Linked DNA regions of Homo sapiens: region 1 is linked to region 2. A link is an interaction called in ENCODE POLR2A ChIA-PET data of the cell type or tissue named here. Cell type or tissue: Panc1. All regions are shown on one strand. Each heading gives the region's core, and the rest is flanking DNA. Links, peaks and the distances in the headings are about the cores only.

Region 1 (4,398 bases), core at 318-4,317, 110 kb after region 2:
GCTAGGATTACAGGTGTGAGCCACAGCTCCCAGCCTGGCCCTCATGACTTTTAATGAATGTGGTAAGAAAGACTGATCTTGTATAGCACCTTAGTAGGCATTGGGTGGCCCTACACTGCTAGAGGGTGTCCTTGTAAACATATTTGTTGTTTGTAACTTACTTTTTTGTTGTTGTTCACAAATGTCATTTGCTCAGACATCCAAAGAAGATGGGCTACCATTCGCTCTTACTTTTTGTGTGTCTTCTAACACTCTCTCCAAAATATAATAGTTGCTTAGGAAATGTCTGTTGAATGTAACAGAACACAGCGGGGAACACAAAGTCACTGGTCTCCAAGTGGATGGTATTGACTGTTTGGGCCCAGATACCCATTTGTGCTTGGGGCCCAGGGAACTTGGCCAGAGGGCTCAGGGGAGAGGCCTAGGGGACACCAACATCAGTGGAAGGGTGAGGCACCACCTCAAGGGACTTCACAGGCAGGACCTCAGGGAGGGGCAAGTGTGAAAGGACAGGAGGTCCATGGGAGGCATCCCAGAAATAACTTCAGGAGACATTGGGGCCTGGTTTGGGAGCAGGCAAGAGGTGTTTGCATGAAGTCCATAAGCTGGTGAGGCCTGAGGAAATGGAAGTATTAGTTATTATTTCAATATCACCATTTATTGTGCTCTTACTGAGGGGCAGACATTCTGCGTACATGACTTCCTTCAGAAGAGCTGATATGGCACAGGAAAGTGGTCTGGTGGGCTGGTTGAGCATGTGATGAAGCCAGACTGCACAGGCAAATTCACATCCCAGCTCCACCCCTTACTGTGCGACCTCTGACAGGTAAAGTGACCTCTCTCTGGACTTTATCTGCTCATTATAACATGCAGCTAATGGACTATTAACCCCATAGTGTCACTGGGAGGAGTAAACGAGGTCATACGCATTCAGTGCTGAAACCAGTGCCTTGCACAGAGTTAGCACTCTGCAAGTATAACCACTCTTATTATCTCTATCATTTTATTGTCCCAGCAATCCAGTGACCAGGGGCTTTGCATGTCTGTATTCTAAAATGAGTACAGTGAGTAATAGCCTAAGGTCACATGGTTAATAAGTGGCAGAGCTGGGAAGAACTAGGACCTGACTCCAAAGCTCACATACCCTACTGACTAGCAAACAGCCTCCACAAGCATTCTAAGAAAAATGTACAATAATCCAGCAAACACGGAAGTCAATGTCCTCCTTTGAGGATGCTGTTGCATTGCTGTCTTTGGGCAATGTGAGGGAGGCTGGGCATGTTGCCGGGAGACACATTCTTTTAGGTGACTTGCAAGGCTGACTCTCCAAGGTCAAGGAGTTATTAAGGTCATCCTCCCTCCCCACTTTCCTTCCCACCTCTGAGGAAACTATTCCAAAGTCTGACCTGATTAGGATTCTTCAAATGTTGTGACTTGTTAACACACCAACCTTGTGGTTAATATTTGACTTAACCCAAAACAGATAATAGGAAAAAACAGCATGCTTGGTAAGAAGTGTTTGGGGAGAATGGAGAGCTGGTTGCATGGCCCATTCAGCCGCAGGGAAGCCAGAGAGTGAGGTTTCTCTGTTAATCATCTTTAATTTTAATTTAATTAGTTAATTTAATTTTCATTATCCTTAATTCTTATAATAAAAAGCCAGACTACAGAGATTTGCTTACCTACAGTCACACAGTTGGGAAATCACCTAACTGGGATTTGAATTCAGTCCACGTGGCTTCTAAACCATGAAAGGAGCAGGAATTTTAGATTCTAGGGCCAGTTCCTGTTAGGAGCTGAGCAGCTTAAACATTCCCTCATTGAAGAAAATATACTTCAGTAAAGTTGTAGAAAAAGGAAGAAAGAGAGAAGAGAGGAAAGAAAGAAAGGAGGAAGAGAGGGCATGAGAGAAGGAAGGGAGGAAGAAAAGTATAGGTAGCTAGAAAAATGCGTTCTGACTGGTTCTGTAACCACTGTAGACCAGTGATGTGTTCAAAGCAAGGCCAGCAAAACTGGATAAAAATGGAAAAATTTTGTTTCTGGGCAAATGCTTCTCACACCCTCTCGTGATCTTCTTCTGAATTTATTACCCACCGTGACACCCACAATACAGCCTTGTGACACGGAATTCTACAATCCATGAAGAGCAAGTGCACCTTTTTGTGTTTGCTTTTGCTAACTGCTTGCTGCAGTTAGCAGGTCCTAGAATTTATGATTTTCCAGGAGAGTTCAATCTTAACGATGCCATTTATACAGTTGTCGTTGCTTGGGACTGTATTGATAAATCAGCTCTAACAGCTCTTAGCACAGACTTTGGTCTATAATGATGCTTGAATTGAACCAGGAGATGAAGACTCTGATGGACTTTGTGTCATTATTGAGAAACTTGGGACTTACGCCAAGTTATTAGCTGAAACCGTAAATAAGTTACAGAATGCTGACAGAAGAAATGCCAGACATTGACATGATGCACCCATTCAGCATCTGTCTTAGGCTGTTGGAGCTGCTATAACAAAATACCATAGACTGGGTAGCTTATAAACAACAGAAATATATTTCCCATAGTTCCGAAGGCTGGGAAGTCCAAGACCAAGTTCCTGGCTGCTTCAGTGTCTGAAGAGAACACATTTACTGGCTTGTAGATGGTGCCTTCTCACTGTGTCCTCACATGGTAGAAAGGACAAACTAGCCCTCTGGGTCCTCTTTAAAAGGGCACTAATCCCATTCATGAGGGCTCCACCATTATGACCTAATCACCTCCCACAAGGTCCCACTTCCTAATACCATCACCTTAGGGGTTAGGATTTCAACATATGAATTTAGGAGGGGCACAAACATTCAGGCCATAAGAGCATTCCTTGCATGAAATGGTGTTAACTGTGGAAAAGCAAGTGAGAGCGGCAAAGGGGAGAGAAGTCAAAGCACAAAATATTAGCATTTCCAGTGCTTGTGACCCTTAAAATGAATTGAGAGAGGTGCTTCTTGAAAAAAGGATAGGTAAAATCTTTGAGATATAATGGGTACTTAGTCACTACTTTGGAAATTCACAATGCATGTAACATATTAAAGGCTCTGGCAAGTTCCAAGGTCAAGCTTCCAGCCCAGCAGTCTTCACAAGCCTGTGTGAATGTCTGCTAAGTAAATTTACCAAGCTTGGGGTCTTTCCAGTGCTACCCCCTCACTCTGCTACTAGTGTCCTGGACAAATGAAACATGTACTTCTTTCTTTCTTTTTTTTTTTTTTTTGTCTGAGATGAAGTCTTACTTTGCCCGCCAGGCTGCAGTGCAGTGGCGTGATCTCTGCTCTCTGCTCACTGCAACCTCCACCTCCCAGGTTCAAGCGATTCTCCTGCCTCAGCCTCCCGAGGAGCTGGGACTACAGGCACACAACACCATGCCCGGCTTTTGGCTTTTTTTTTTTTTTTTTTTGGAGACGGAGTCTCGCTCTGTCATCCAGGCTGGAGTGCAGTGTCACGATCTTGGCTCACTACTGCAACCTACACCTCCCGGGTTCAAGTGATTCTCCTGCCTCTGCCTCCCAAGTAGCTGGAATTACAGGTGCCCACCACCACACCGAGCTAATTTTTGTATTTTTAGTAGAGATGGGGTTTCGCCATGTTGGCCAGGCTGGTTTTGAACTCCTGACCTTAGGTGATCCACCCGCATCGGCCTCCCAAAGTGCTGCGATTAACAGGCGTGAGCCACGGCGCCTGGCCTAATTTTTGTACTTTTAGTAGAAACAGGGTCTCACCATGTCAATCAGCATAGTCTAGAACTCCTGACCTGAAGTGATCTGCCCGTCTCGGCCTCCCAGAGTGCTGGGATTACAGGCGTGAGCCACCATGCCCAGCCGAAATATCTACTTCTAACATGTTGCAGATACTAATTCCACAGTACTTCCAGAGTGTCTCAAGTGTAAGACTGGATTAGGAGCCCTGATTGAGCTCATCTGCTGCATGACTCCACATGACTGATGCCCTCTTCATCCCTCTAAGCTGGAGGTGCCTCTCAGGGATGCTGTTTTCCATCCATCCTCTGTTACCCTTTCCTATATCTCAGCAAAGGGAAAGAGGTAAATATTTTAAATGCTTTTGGGGTTTAATGAGGCTAAGAGTATCTGTTTTTAAAGTTTATCAGATAAAAGGCATAGACTCTAAAAATGAGCACAAGTCCTGCAGGCCAGCATCGTATAGCCCAGCGTTTCCAAACTCATGGAGCCCATTTTTTCATGTAACATTTGCTGATGTGCCATGGACCCAGTGTTCTGAGACAGCTACTCTGGAGACTCTGAGCTGGAGTAGCTGGGATTACAGGCATGCGCCACCATGCCGGCTAATTTTTGTACTTTTAGTAGAGATGGGTTTTCGCCATGTTAGCCAGGCTGGTCTTGAATTCCTGA
Region 2 (4,398 bases), core at 152-4,151:
TGAAACAAAACAAAACAAAACGGTAATTTCTTAAAGATTAGGTGCAACCTAAATACCATATCAGTGAACTTTTTATGTTCTGTTACATTAAAATTTATAAATCTATCCTCCACTTTGGCTCATTTACTAATGCATAATTTTATAACATCATGCATTGATTATTTGAATAATATTGGTTCTCTCAATATCTTTGCATAGCAAATTACCCCAACTCAGCAACTTAAAACAATAAACTTTTGTTATCTCACAGTTTCTTTGGGTAAGGAATTTAAGAGTGGCTTAGCTAGGTGGTTCTGGCTTGAAATCATTCAAGAGGTTGCAGTCAAACTGTTGGCTGGGCTATGGTCTTCTTAGGACTCAACTGAGAGATGGTCCAATTCCAAGCTCACTCGTGTGCCTTTTGGCTGCTTCAGAAGATCTACTCCCAAGTTCACTCCCGTGGTTGCTGGGAACCCTCAGTTCCTTACCATGTGGCCTCTCCATAGACTGCTTCAGTATGTCCTCAGCTGGCTTCCCTCTCTCAGGGCCACCTCACAACCTGGCGGATTGTCCCATGGTGAGCAGTTCAAAAGAAACAGGGGTGGCAAGGAGAGACACACAGAGAGAGAGAGACAGAGAGAGAACAAGATAGTCTGCTCAAGATGGGAGCCACAGTCATTTTATAACTAATCTCAGTATGATAGCTCATCACTAGAGACAATCAACTCCACAATCAAGGGGAGGGAAGGTAACCTCCGTCTCTTGTAGGGCGCTGTATTGAAGAATGTGTAGCCACAGCTACAAAACCACCACAAATTGTCAAGCTCATCATTGTGGATGCAAGTTTTCCCGAGTTCTAATTTTTGCTTTAAAGCTCACATTTATCATTGGCAATAAACACTGTCAATTGTTTTCCTTGAAATGACAGACTCGCTTCTTTTACATTCGAGAAAATACCTGCCAAATACCCAGCTCCCTATAACCATAGTTGGGTGTTTTTGTCAGTCATTCTTTCAAGTGAAAATGACATTCCATGAAATGACATTCCATGAAAATGACATTCCATGAAAAAAAAAAAAGCAGCTCACAGCTCAATTACACAAGTACATTTCCTTGAGGCAATCATGTGTTTCAGTAAGCAGCAGAAGTGCCTATGCCTACTACTTCATATTTAATTACATGGAATGTTAAAAATGATGTGTACCCTGGGGTCAATATTTAACATATGTACTCAAGCTTCTTAAGTAAAACTGATTTCTTCTTTTTTCTTTTGGTACATAATAGAGTGCTTGGGACTTTCATTTGGGAAAATCACTGTGGGAAGGAATAAATAAGGCATTGCTTCATGGAAAAAGGTGTGCACTGCGATCAGATGGGAATTACATTGAGATTGGCAGAGAGGAGGAAACGTGGGAGAGGAAAATAAGCAGACAGTGGGGCTGGAATGAAATGAGCATGTTATGGTCTAGACTAAAGAGAGGGAAGGCTAAGTTCACAGCAAGCTGTGGACTTGATGCAAGCATCTGTGAAGGGAGCCAGTCTGAAATTCTCACAGCAGGCTCCATCTGAAGGGGCAGTGTCAGGCAGACTCCTAGACGCTCAGGGACTAGATTGTTATCTGGCCAGAAATGCAGTAGAAGGTTCCCGGAAGGCTTCCAAGAGACAAATAACCTCGGGTTATTTGCCACTCCTAAGGGCACCAATGTCAGTCATAACCATGCAGTTAAGTAAGAGCTTTTCCTATCTTACCTTTTCTCCTTCCCTCTTGCAGCTTTGAAGAGGCCAAAAGCAGAAACCGATGAGGGAGGAGAGCTGAGGAGAGGAAAAGCAGCTGACCAAAGTTCCCTCACTCTTCCACTGTAGACTTCCAAGCCTGGAGCAAAACTCAACGGGGAATGGGAAGAAGTTTTAAATGAAATGAGATTAACATTTGGTTTATTACATCGAACTGGACTCAATTACAAAAATAAAAAGACTACTACTTATTACCTGAGAGCAACAACAAAATTATCATTATTTATTTATTTATTACAGCAAACTCAACTCAATTACTAAAAAAAAGACTATTCATTTACTACCTGAATGCAACAACATAACTATAAAATCTCCCTGAGATTTGAAAGGGGTGGGAGTGGAGCACTATGAGCTGGAACAAATGGAAGGCGCAGGCTTGAAGGTCAGTGGGAGCTTTCAGCATGCACCCTGCTCAGTTCAACTCATTTAATAAAGTGCTTTCAATGCTGCGATTCATTGAGCTTCTATTTTTGCCAGGTTGAGGTTCTGCTGGGTATATTTTAATGAAGGAACAAAATGTATTTATATTTAGGAGAATGGTGTTTCATAATGATTGTAACCAGGCTAACCTGAGTTCATATCCTGGCTCTGCTACTTAAATAATGTGGCACATTTGTAAATCTCTTGGACCGTCGGTTTTCTCATCTATAAAATGGGGATAAATCATGCCTACTTTACAGGGCTATCATAAAGAGTAAATGAGATAATATATGTACAGTAAGTATCACAGTGCCTGGTATACAATCAGCACTCCATAGGTAGCATCAAGAATTATGATCATGCTCTTAGTGTGGTGACCTGGCCAATGGGAAACATTTACCAGGAACTAGTGCACAAAATAGACTGAAGAGGAATCAAGACTAAGAACAGGGAGAAAAATGAGAAACATTTAGCAATATCAACAAAAAATGCTAACACAGTAGCCATAGAAATGAAATAGAAGGGACAAATATAAAGGATATTTGAGAGGAAAATGGACATAAGAGATAACTGCTTAGACATATATGGTAAATAAAAGTGAAGGAAGAGTCCAAGGCAGCTTACATTTTAAAGGCTTAGTTGGATTGGAAAATAGTAGAAATGGGAGAAATACGGAAATTGCCAGAGTGAGCAAGTTTGGTGGGTGAGCATAGTGGGAAGAAATACTGGTTTTGTTTTGCTATATTTTGAATTTAGAAGACTCTGAGAGTTTCAAGTACAAATATCTTATAGTTATTTGAAAAGTTATTCATTCATTCATCTAATATTTCTTGAAAGCCTACTTTGTGTCAGACACCATGCAAAGATCTAGCAAGAGCAATCTAGTAACGAGTTGGAGTTTGAATGGGACATCTGGGCCAGACAGAAAGATCTGGGGACTCCAACATAGAGCTAGCCCCTGAAACCATGGATATTAATTAGTTTTCTATGAAGAGCGTCAAGAAGAAAAAACTTATGAAAATATTAACAGGGAGTCATGAGGAATGATCAAAGGGGTGAAAGCTAAAGCAGTGTCTCATGTTGTAATTATTTTTATATTAAATTCTAACCACCTATAGTTTATAATATTTAATCATGTCAATAAAGCAATTTCATAGTAGCTATCTATATTTTAAAATTTTTATTTTAGATAGTAGTGGGTGCCCATTTGCCCTTCATGCAGTTTCCCCCAATAACTACATTTAAAAAAAATTTTTTTTTTTGTTTAGATGGAGTCTCACTCCATCACCCAGACTGGAGTGCAGTGATGCAATCTCAGCTCATTGCAACCTCCACCTCCCAGGTTCAAGCGATTCTCCTGCCTCAGCCTCCAGAGTAGCTGGGATTACAGGCACGCGCCACCATGGCTGGCTAATTTTTATATTTTTCATAGAGACAGGGTTTCACCACGTCGGTCAGGCTGGTCTTGATCTCCTGACCTCGTGATATGCCCGCCTCAGCCTCCCAAAGCGCTGGGATTACAGACTTGAGCCACCGCGCCTGGCCAAAAATTTTTTTTAGAGATGGGATTTTGCCATGTTGGCCAGGCTGGTCTCAAACTCCTGGCCTCAGCGATCTGCCCACCTCGGCCTCCCAAAGTGCTGGGATTACAGGCATGAGGCACTGTGCCCGGCCCCAATAACTACATCTTATATAACTATAGTACAATATCAAAACCAGGAACTTGACATTGCTATAAACCACTGACTTGATTCGGATTTCACCAGTTTTACATGTACTAGTGTGTGGTATGAGTGTAGTTCTAAGCCATGTTATCACATATATGGATTCATATAATTTTCATCTTTATTTCTTAAAATATTTTCCTTTTTATCACTTCAGTTACTTAGATGAGGTGAAGAATCCACACCACAAGAATTTGAAAAAACAAATTTTGTAGTTTACTGATACTCCCTAATGTTCAAACATTATAGCAAAGGCCACAAAGATTTTTAAAATAGTTAATTAACAAGTAACACATATGTATTTTACAGTACTTTATCTGTAAAATGTGAGTTATCATTTCTGAAGTCCCTTATAACTCTGAAATTCTACAATTCTAGAATTCTAATTCCTAGGTCACTTAACCTCTTGATATAAAGCAGAAAATTGTGGCAACTGCAATAATTCTTTGGAAGCAGGCTCAGTCTCTTACCTTATCAGGAC

What was found. ChIA-PET counts read pairs that join two places held together with the same protein. Peaks named below come from ENCODE experiments on the same cell type or tissue, not always from the same donor. Only the 100,000 strongest peaks of a DNase experiment are listed, where the experiment ranks them.
Region 1: POLR2A ChIA-PET joins it to region 2 with 5 read pairs; 2 of 35 experiments call an interaction of 5 or more read pairs at or near these places.

Annotation. Positions count from the first base shown.
Region 1 is chr5:95,802,605-95,807,002 of GRCh38, forward strand. No RefSeq gene overlaps it. Among named protein-coding and RNA genes, the nearest start is that of GLRX, 18 kb to the right of the region's middle. In Panc1, for the core only: no CTCF peak of the experiment used is centred there; no DNase peak of the experiment used is centred there.
Region 2 is chr5:95,696,860-95,701,257 of GRCh38, forward strand. It overlaps a transcript of SPATA9 not described here. Among named protein-coding and RNA genes, the nearest start is that of SPATA9, 16 kb to the left of the region's middle. In Panc1, for the core only: no CTCF peak of the experiment used is centred there; no DNase peak of the experiment used is centred there; H3K4me3 peaks cover 392 bases; H3K27ac peaks cover 2,920 bases.